Regions from separate parts of the Homo sapiens genome. Here region 1 is linked to region 2. A link is a contact called in ENCODE Hi-C or POLR2A ChIA-PET data. All regions are on one chromosome and are shown on one strand. The core of a region is the stretch at or near the end of the contact, and the rest is flanking DNA. Distances in the headings are between cores, read along the strand shown. Region 1 overlaps LOC112268152 (a long non-coding RNA gene). Region 2 holds the start of PAK6-AS1 (PAK6 antisense RNA 1).

Region 1 (4,780 bases), core at 2,219-4,718, 61 kb before region 2:
TTTTCAGTTCAGGTTCCCAGGGGAAAGGTTTCTGCAATACTATAGCAATACAGTAATGATTTCCCCACTACTTCCCTAAAGGGAACTATGCCGTTTACCTGGGTAACTGTACACTGGGGATAGTAGAATAGTCAAACGCTTTAAGGTCTGCTGGATGCAGTGTCTGCATTGACATTGATACCTGACTGGGAACTGAATCATCAGCATGGCCCCTGGTAAAGCGGCCTGAGGTAAAATTGTCTACAGGCTCATGAGCTATAGGCAAATGGTTTGACTGGTTGGTTAGAGGGCTAGAAAGAGAAATACTGGAAGACTGGGAACAAGAAGGTCTTGGGAAGAGATATGTGGCTTTATCTATTTGAGTGAGCACCAAGTGTGAGTATCTTTATTTTTTATTTTTTGAGACAGGGTCTTGCTCTGTTGCCCAGGCTGGAGTGCAGTGGTACGATCATGGCTCACTGCAGCCTCGACCTCCGGGGCTCAAGTGATCTCCTACCTCAGACCCTGGAGTAGCTGGTACTACAGGCACACACCACCACACGAGGCTAATTTTTTTTTGTAGAGATAGGTCTCACTATTGAAGATCTTTATATTGCATGTTAATACTCATCAGAGAGCACCTGCCACAGGGGAGACTGCATAATCAAGTAGATAGAATGATGTGGAATTGATGTTAGCTTGCCTCTGTCATTGACCACCCCATGCCAGCACAATGGGCACATGAATAAAGTGGCCATGGTGGCATAGATGGAGGTGACACGTGTCGCATGTGTGTGGTGGCAGGGGTGGCTCAACAGAATGGGCTCCCACTCACCAAGGCCAATTACCTATTGTCACTGCTAAAAGTCCAACCTGCCAGCAACTGATACCAGCCACGCAGTACCAAGCTGGCTACCTTGGACCTGTTCCACTCCAGAAGGGTGAGGGACTCATCTTGACCTGAATTGCCATATATTCTGGATATGGATTTGTCTTTTCTGCTCAAAGGCCACTCTCTGGGGGCTAAAAGAGTGTTTGATTCACTGACGTGGGATCTCACATACCATTGCAGAAGACCAAGAGTCCCACTTTAAGGATAGAATGGGCACATGATCATGGGATCTTTTAGGCCTATTACATACTTCACCATCCAGAAGCTGAATAGAGCTGGTGGAATGATAGAACAGCCTTTAGAAGCACAGCTGAAATACCATGTTAGAGATGATGGGACACCGTGCTCCAGGATGAGGTATGCATCCTAATCAATAACTGTTATATATGGTGCTATGTGTCAACGTGTAGAATAGAGGTTTAGGAAACTAGGGGTAGAAGTAGGAATGACTCCACTTACCATCACTCCCAGTGACCTTTCTGGAGGAATTTGTGGTTCCCATTCCTGCAGTTCCAAGCTCTCCAGGTTCAGAGAATCTGGTTCCCAGAGGGGGAGCACTTCCACCAGGGACAGAACAAGAACCCCATAAACTTAAGTATGGCTGCTTTCTGTTCGTCAGACTCTTTGTGCCAAGAAACCAGCAGGAAAGAAGAGGAGTCACTTCCTGGAAGGGGCAACTGACCCCCATCCTTTGGGAGAGATAGGGCTGCTGTTACATAAGGGGGTCAGGAAAGAATATGTTTGGCACCCAGGTGATCCACTGGGGTGTCTGTTGGTATGCCCAATTTTGGTGGAAGGTGGACACATCAGCAGCATGGTCTGAAGGCCATGGTGATTGGTGATTGGTTACCCCGACAGGCAAGCCACCTACACCAGCAGAGGTGCAAGTTGAAGGTAAAAAGAATCTAGAATGAGTGACAGAGAAGGGGAATGATGAACATCAATTGTGTCACCAAGACTAGTTGCAGTAGTGGGGGCTATAGTTTCTCCATTTAATTCTTGTAAGTTTCCCAGAATCCAGGAGGAGCTATTCCCAGGTAGAGTGAACTTACCACATAAATCAAGTAGGTCTGGGCTATGCCTGGGGGTACTGTCTCGGTTGCTGTGGTGCACCACCCAGATACTGCTTTTAGGACCAAGGAGCTTATCCCTGAAGTTGCCAGAAGTGTTGGCTGCCAATGGCTCACACATGAGTCTCTCCCTTGGCATTTCCTTCAGCTGCTAAAGGGAGCTGTCTTGCTGGACTTCACAACCCTTCCCTAGGGGTCATCTGCCAAGTCAATGTGGAATTCAAAGGTACAGCCCTCTTATCCAAGTTGGGGCTAACTCTACGGGGCCAGCTCAACCCCAGGGCTTCCTGTGGAAGCATTCTGTATTGTGACTGCATTGTTCACCAATTTCTTCCTCTGGCTTGATTCTGATTCTTTCACTAGTTCACAGATGTTATCTCTGAAAGCACCCCCAATAAACTTCCTACAAGAAAATCTCTATCTCGGCATGTTTCCTGAGAAACCTGACCTAAGACAGTCTCCTAAGATTCTAACTTTAAAAAAATATGTACTTAAATTTTTTTTGAGAGAGAGTCTCGCTCTGTCGCACAGGCTGAAGTGCAGTGGCACAATCTTGGGTCACTGCAACCTCCGCCTCCCGGGTTCAAGCAATTCTCCTGACTCAGCCTCCTGAGTAGCTGGGACTACAGGCATGTGCCACTGCGCCTGGCTAATTTTTATATTTTTAGTAGAGATGGGGTTTCACCATGTTGGCCAGGTGGGACTTGAGCTCCTGGCCTCAGATGGTCTGCCCCCCTCAGCCCCCCAAAGTGCTGAGATTACAGGCGTGAGCCACCGCACCTGGCCTAGATTCTAACTTTTGGGACCTCAGAGAACAAGACTCATCCATGTGAAGTTGGGCCTCCTGGCCACCTGTGTCTTCTATAAAGTGGTTCTCTTCAGAGTGTTGCCTGCATCCTGGCTGCTTTCCACCAAATATCCTTCAACTTATGACCTTCCCTGCAACAAAGCAACCTAAACTGAATTCCTCAAGTATTTTGGGTGTGGTCTGTTGTGCTGAGAATGAGAATGGGACTGATTGTTCCTTGGTTCAAAAGCCCTGGATGCATCTTGGAATGAGGGGGGATACTCTTTAGAAACTCAAACTCCTGGCTGGGCGCAGTGACTCATGCCTATAATCCCAACACTTTGGGAGGCCAAGGCACGAGGATTGCTTGAGCCCATGAGCTTGAGACCAGCCTGGGTAGCAGAGTGAAACCTGTCTCTAAAAAAAAATAAAAGAAATGCAAACTCCTCACCTTCCTTTCCCTCTCTCATCTCATCCCAGATCACGATTCAGAGGGTCTTGGTACAGCAAGGAATATGCAGTGTTACCAGAGCTTTGCAGGTGGTTCTGGTGTGATATCAAGATGGAGAACCACAGGGCTCAGTACCCGACTTCAGTTCGGCAGCCTGAGTCTGCCCGTTTTTATTGGCAGCTCTGTCATTTGACTCAGATGGAGCTGGCTGTCAGCGAAAACCCTCAGTTTTATTCACACATGCTTCTGCTAAGCTGCCACTTCCCCACCCTGTCCTTGTACAGTCGGTGTCTTGGCACCAAGCCCAGATCTCTCAGTTAAGCCCTGTTCATTTCACCTTGGGAGGTTTAGGCCAGTGCTCCAATAGGTTAGAATGTTTTTGGATCCTGAGTCTGTCTTCCAACATATTCCTGTCTTCGCTGGCTCCTTGCTATTCGCAAAGTTGAGGGGCTTGTTCTCTGTGGCTTTGCCCAGGTCCTGATAAAAAGGTGGATCAGATGCCAAGTTTGGTGGTACATGCCCATAATCCCAGCTACTGGAGAGGGTGAGGTGGGAGGATTGCTTGAGCCCAGGAGTTCAAGACCAGCCTGGGCAACAGGGTGAGATTACATCGTATATTAAAAAAAAAAAAAAAAAAAAAAACTCTCTCTTGGCATCCTCGTGAAAGTGACATTGTCTTTAAACCCTGCGTGGCAATCCCTGATGCACTGCCGTGATGCCCAGGGAAGACAGGATGACCTGGAAGTCCAACTACTTCAAGATCATCCAGCTTTTGGATGATTATCCAAAATGTTTCATCGTGGGAGCAGCAATGTGGGCTCCAAGCAGACGCAGCAGATCTGCATGTCCCTCTGAGAGAAGGCCGTGGTGCTGATGGACAAGAACACCATGATGCTCACGGCCATCTGAGGGCACCTGGAAAACAACCCAGCTCTGGAGAAACTGCTGCCTCATATCTGGGGGAATGTGGGCTTTGCATTCACCAAGGAGGACCTCACTGAAATCAAGGACATGTTGCTGGCTAGTAAGGTGCCAGCTGCCACCTGTGCTGGTCCCATTGCCCCATGTGAAGTCACTGTGCCAGCCCAGAACACTGGTCTGGGGCCAGAGAAAACCTCCTTTTTCCAGGCTTTAGGAATCACCACTAAAATCTCCAGGGGCACCATTGAAATCCTGAGTGATGTGCAGCTGATCAAGACTGGAGACAAAGTGGGAGCCAACAAAGCCACGCTGCTGAACACGCCGAGCATTTCTCCCTCCTCCTTTGCGCTGGTCATCCAGCAGGCATCTGACAATGGCAGCATCTACAACCCTGAAGTGCTTGACATCACAGAGGAAACTTCCTTCTTGCTTCCTGAAGGTTGTCCGCGATGTTGCCAGTGTCTGTCTGCAGACTGGCTACCCACCTGTTGCATCAGTACCCCATTCTATCATCAGTGGGTACAAATGAGCCCTGGCTCTGTGGAGACTGATTATACCTTCCCACTTGCTGGAAAGGTCAAGGCCTTCTTGGCTGATCCATCTGCATTTGTGGCTATTGCCTCTGTGGCTGTTGCCACCACGGCTGCTCCCGCTGCTGCAGCCCCAGCTAAGGTTGAAGC
Region 2 (4,355 bases), core at 192-2,691:
GACCCCTACCTTTACTTTATTCCTATTGCTTTGCTCTAATACCCTCTGACAATAGCTTGCCAAACAGCCAGACTGCCCTCAAAGCTCTCCAGGATGGGAGAACTTGGAGTGGCTTAGCCCTTCCCAACATAGCAGCTGGAGGCTGATGAGGCAGTTACTCCCCACAACCGCCTAATGAGGAGGAAGGCATTCGCATTCCCATTTTACAGATGAGGCCATTTATAAGTTTGTAGAGAAGTGAAGCAACTTGTCTAAGGAGTCAAAGGCAAAGTCTGGATAGATTCAAACCCCACTCTCTTCGGTTCCAAATGTGTCTTCGGCCACTGTCCTATATACTATGGAGGAGAATTCATGGCACTGCAGGCTGAACCTCACCTTGCATGGAACCAGGCGTTTTCTTATCCAATGCGGCAACCTATGCCACACCGGCCACCAAAAACGAGCATGGACACAGACCTGAGCCCCTCTGCCCCCTTCACCCAGAAAAACAAGTCAGAAAAGCCCCCAAAAAACCACCAGAATGGGGCAAGATACAGAAAACGCAACCTACACCCTGGGAGCTCTTCATGGCTTAGCCTCCAGTGCTCCCAGCAGCACCTACACTCCAGATCGGATGCCACCTGAGCAGGTCTGGAGATCTGGGGAATGAGCGGTGGGCTGGGATGTGTGGAGCGGCAGCTTCACCTGTAACTCCTGCGGGAGTCTCCCACGGCTGCCTCCCACCCTGCCCTGCACAGCCACTGGGCCTGCCACCACCCTTCCTGTTTGGGAACCTCTTCCCCGGCATGAATTCCCTGCACTCTGCCGCGGTGACACCCTCACCCAGGACAGGCATCAGACCTGAAGATGGGCCCGGGGGCAGGGCGGGCCATTTGAGGTCTTGACGTCTACCAGCCTACCGTGGGGCCATGGGGCAAAGTGGTGTAAGTGACTTAACATGCACCCACTAAGGATCGAGAGACGGCACCTGGAAGGGACCACCTCCGCTGCCTAGCAGTACCAGGAAGGAGCCAGCCCAGGAGGGCCACCTGCCTGCCCACTGTCCCTCCCTGCCTGCTCTTCAAAATGGGTGCAGAAGGCTCTAGGGCCGGGGGCCGCTCGCTCACTCACCTTCCGGCGCCTTCCGCCTCTTCCTCGCGACTCCTCACCCGCACTGGGCCTCTCTCTTAGGCGCTGAGGAGAGGGAAGACCTGGGACCTTGCTGGGCCAGTCCTCCGCAGGCCTGCGCGGAAACAGATCAGAAATGCATTATGGCAAATGTAGCAAGTGTTCCCGCGGGTGTTGCGACTGGCTGACGTCCAGGCGCTGGGAACCGCTCCGCGCCCGCCTCCCGACTGAACTCCTGGCTCAGGTGCAAGAGGCGGCAGGCTCCTTGCGGGGCTTACGGGGAGAAGGGGACGTTGGGCGCAGCACCGCTTCCGGGGCGGCCCCTCTCCAGCCACACTCCGACCCGGCGCGGCCACCCGGCCCCAGCTCGCAGGCCCCACTGCTGCGCCCTCTCGGGGACGCGAATGCCCCGCGCCGGGCGGGCGCCCGCGGAGGGAGGTCCCGCTCCAGGGACGCGGAGCTCCAGATGCCTGCGCCCAAGGCCCCTCGCCTGGCGCCGGCTGGTCCCGAACTTCGGGGCATGGGCACCCAGGAAGGGGGCTGCGCGTGTTGGGAGGCCCGTCCTCTCGCCGCGAACCTCCGGGGCAGCCGGGGAACCCACCTGCGGAGCGGGAAGCCCAGGAACGCTCGAAGAGGTCGTGGGAGCCGGGCCCGCCCTCCGCGGGAGGGACCTCGGCGCGGGAACGCCGAGGAGGGGCCGCGCTTACACGTTGGTGCAGCGCCGGCTTCACCTGACCGCGATTTTGATTTCAGGGTGTGGCCTCAGGTAGGACGCGGCGGCGAACCCAGAGCGCGGGAGAAGTTGCCAAGTGTCGCTGGGGCCTTGGCCAGGAGCCCCTCTGCCCGAGGGGCGCCGTGCTGCTCAACTCTTTCTCTCCACCTGCTTGGCCCCAGTTCCCGCCCGCCCTTCGCCTCCGGGCCCTGGCCTGGCCACAGCCGCGGGGACCTGCCTGCGGCTCCACGGCCCAGTGGCCGCCTCGCGGAGACCCGACCTGGAGAATCAGCTGAGCGCCGGCTGTGTGTAATCACCTCGTTCACTGGCATCGCAGATGCACGCTCCAGAGCCGCGGGCCGACTCTCCCGGACCTGAGCGGGCCGCGTGTGCCCACCCACACATCCTGGAGAGCCCACGCGGGAGTCGGAAAACCTGTCACCTTGGATGATCTGTCCCATGTGGACAGGGCCCCAAGACTGTGCTGGGGTAGCCCCTTGCGCAGGCAGGAAAGCGGGATTTAAGGGATTCCAGTTCCCTTGTCAGCCCTTGCGCAGTCCTGAGTCCTGAGGACTTTCTAGCCTGAGAGTCCTAGGGCAGGAGACCCGCACCCCCAGAGCGGCTAGGGCCTGTTTCGGAGCCCCTCCGCCTGTGATTTTGTCCCAGAGTCGGCATCCTCTGCTTGTCCTCAGCAGTCCCTGCCTAAGATCAGAATGGCCATTCCAAGGGGCTCACTCCTGGCTGCCCCTGTGCCATGTTTCTTTTGGGGTACAGGGTGTTTTCTATACTGGGGGAAGGGACAGGAATCACTCATCTCTTCCCCAGATAAAGAAGTGAGAAGACCTTTGCTCTCCTTGTCTTGGGCCCCCAGAGAAAGGCTGTGTTCTGGCTGAGTGCTGAGGAAGTTCTGGCTTGGAAACTCAGTACATGTGGACTCCAAATGGCTGCCGTCAAGTGGTGGCTGGGTGACTGCCAGTGTCACAGAGCGGGGACCAAGGACAGTGCAGGGATTTTAAAAATCATTGTTGGGCACCTCAGACTTCAATGATTAACTGAGGTCACTATGGCCACTTATTTTTGTTCACTGATTCTTTAGACGCATCAATCTACTCACGGCTCAATCTTTTGCATTATAGGCTGTATTGGTTTCACACAATTTACTCTAAGGCGCCCACCTAATAGAGCTCAGGCAACCCGTGGGAACCTGACAGTCCCAAACAGGTCTGTACCCTGTGTGGCTGCACCACAAGCCCAATGCCCTCGGCTTTCCTAGGGAAAGCATGGTGCCAGGTGCAGATGCTGGCCCTCTGTGCTGTGGGACAGTGGTGTGGGAGCCAGCCAGCTAACCATACCCTGCTGCCATCCCCAACATCCCCAACACATATTTATATTTAGTTTCTGTTCTCCTCCCCTTACTCTGTCGCCTCCTCCTCCTCCTCTTTGTGTCTTTCCCACGCGGATTCTTTCTCTTTCCTCTGAGTGGACAATACTGTAGGCCTGACCCGCTTAGACAAACTCTGACCTCCTGTGGTCACCCAGGAAGCTGACTGCTAGGCCTTGGATGAGGGGGCAGTGGGAGGGGGACCAGGTGATACCAGAATGGCTCCCCCCACAGATTCGTTACCCAAGGACATGGGTACACTGGTCGAATGCTGGCTGCAGAAGCAGAATGTGCTGCGTGGAGGTGGCAGAGATTGGTTGCTGAGGATTTGAAATGAACCATGAACCAAAGCTAGAATGAAAGCATTATATTGTCTAACCTAGAATCGACACCCTAAATTATTTTTACTGATTCATGAATGCATATGTGAATTATTTTCTTTGACTACAAATGCCTTATATACCCAAATCACAGCTCCAAGCAGTACTTTTGAACAGAACTACAATAAAGTATGAATGTTAGATTATTACCAGAAATGAACTGGTATTCAATTTGGTTTGAATCCAGGCTTAGGTACCCTAGAATGGCGACTAGCCAAGTCCCATCCTCACCCTATAGAGAATAACTCTAGGAAACCCTGGGTTCCTCCCACCCCTTGGGAGCTACAGTGGGTTTGGGGCCTTGAGAGAGGCAGAAGGTCAAGTTAGACTGACCAAGGAGGTAATGAGTCCCCCATCACTGGAGGTATTCAAGAATAACCGTCAGTTGGGTAGGCCAGAGAACTGGATACAAGACTAGACTAGGGAATCCCTCAGGTCCATCACAACGCCAGTTTTCTGCACTTCCAGTCTCGTCTACATGAGGTTCAGCTGCACCGGGTTGCACGATCCGCCCCGTTGCCACCCCTCTCCCCACACATTGAGACAGCTGGGGATACACACTGAATCATCCATTCAGGGTAGGTCCTGAGTGATTAATTCCTGTGTGTGACTCTCCCCCTTCTCTATTCTCCTCTGATCCGTGCCCAGCTCAGCCCTGCCCAGGAGGAAAGGGCAGAACAACAGCACAGGAAGTGTCAGGAGCAGTCTGGGGACAGTGTCTCCTGCAGCATCCATGTGCCACCCTCTGGCCTTGTTCCCAGGTTGCCGTGCTGAG

Evidence for each region. A loop is a pair of places that touch in the nucleus more often than their neighbours do. ChIA-PET counts read pairs that join two places held with the same protein, here RNA polymerase II (POLR2A).
Region 1: a loop to region 2 is called in a map of aorta, with 5 times the contacts of the local background. The contact joins the enhancer-like site here to the promoter of PAK6-AS1 in region 2. A Hi-C loop is called at or near these places in 1 of 168 maps with a recorded cell type or tissue (aorta). POLR2A ChIA-PET finds 5 or more read pairs at or near these places in 6 of 52 experiments (BJ, H1, PC-3 and 3 more).

The regions. Positions count from the first base shown.
Region 1 is chr15:40,312,404-40,317,183 of GRCh38, reverse strand. The region is part of intron 2 of LOC112268152 (a long non-coding RNA gene); the gene reads left to right. It also overlaps the pseudogene RPLP0P10. Among named protein-coding and RNA genes, the nearest start is that of PLCB2, 6.9 kb to the right of the region's middle. Within about 2 kb of position 3,468, at least 5 of the 41 ENCODE cell types and tissues checked have a DNase peak (open chromatin) inside an H3K27ac peak, as active enhancers do.
Region 2 is chr15:40,250,045-40,254,399 of GRCh38, reverse strand. PAK6-AS1 (PAK6 antisense RNA 1) reads left to right here and starts at 1,441. Exons shown (of 2, transcript NR_168270.1): 1 at 1,441-1,742; 2 at 1,861-3,736. BUB1B-PAK6 (BUB1B-PAK6 readthrough) reads right to left here. Exons shown (of 10, transcript NM_001128629.3): 2 at 1,111-1,222. PAK6 (p21 (RAC1) activated kinase 6) reads right to left here. Exons shown (of 11, transcript NM_001395430.1): 3 at 1,111-1,222. RefSeq lists a silencer at 1,370-1,459.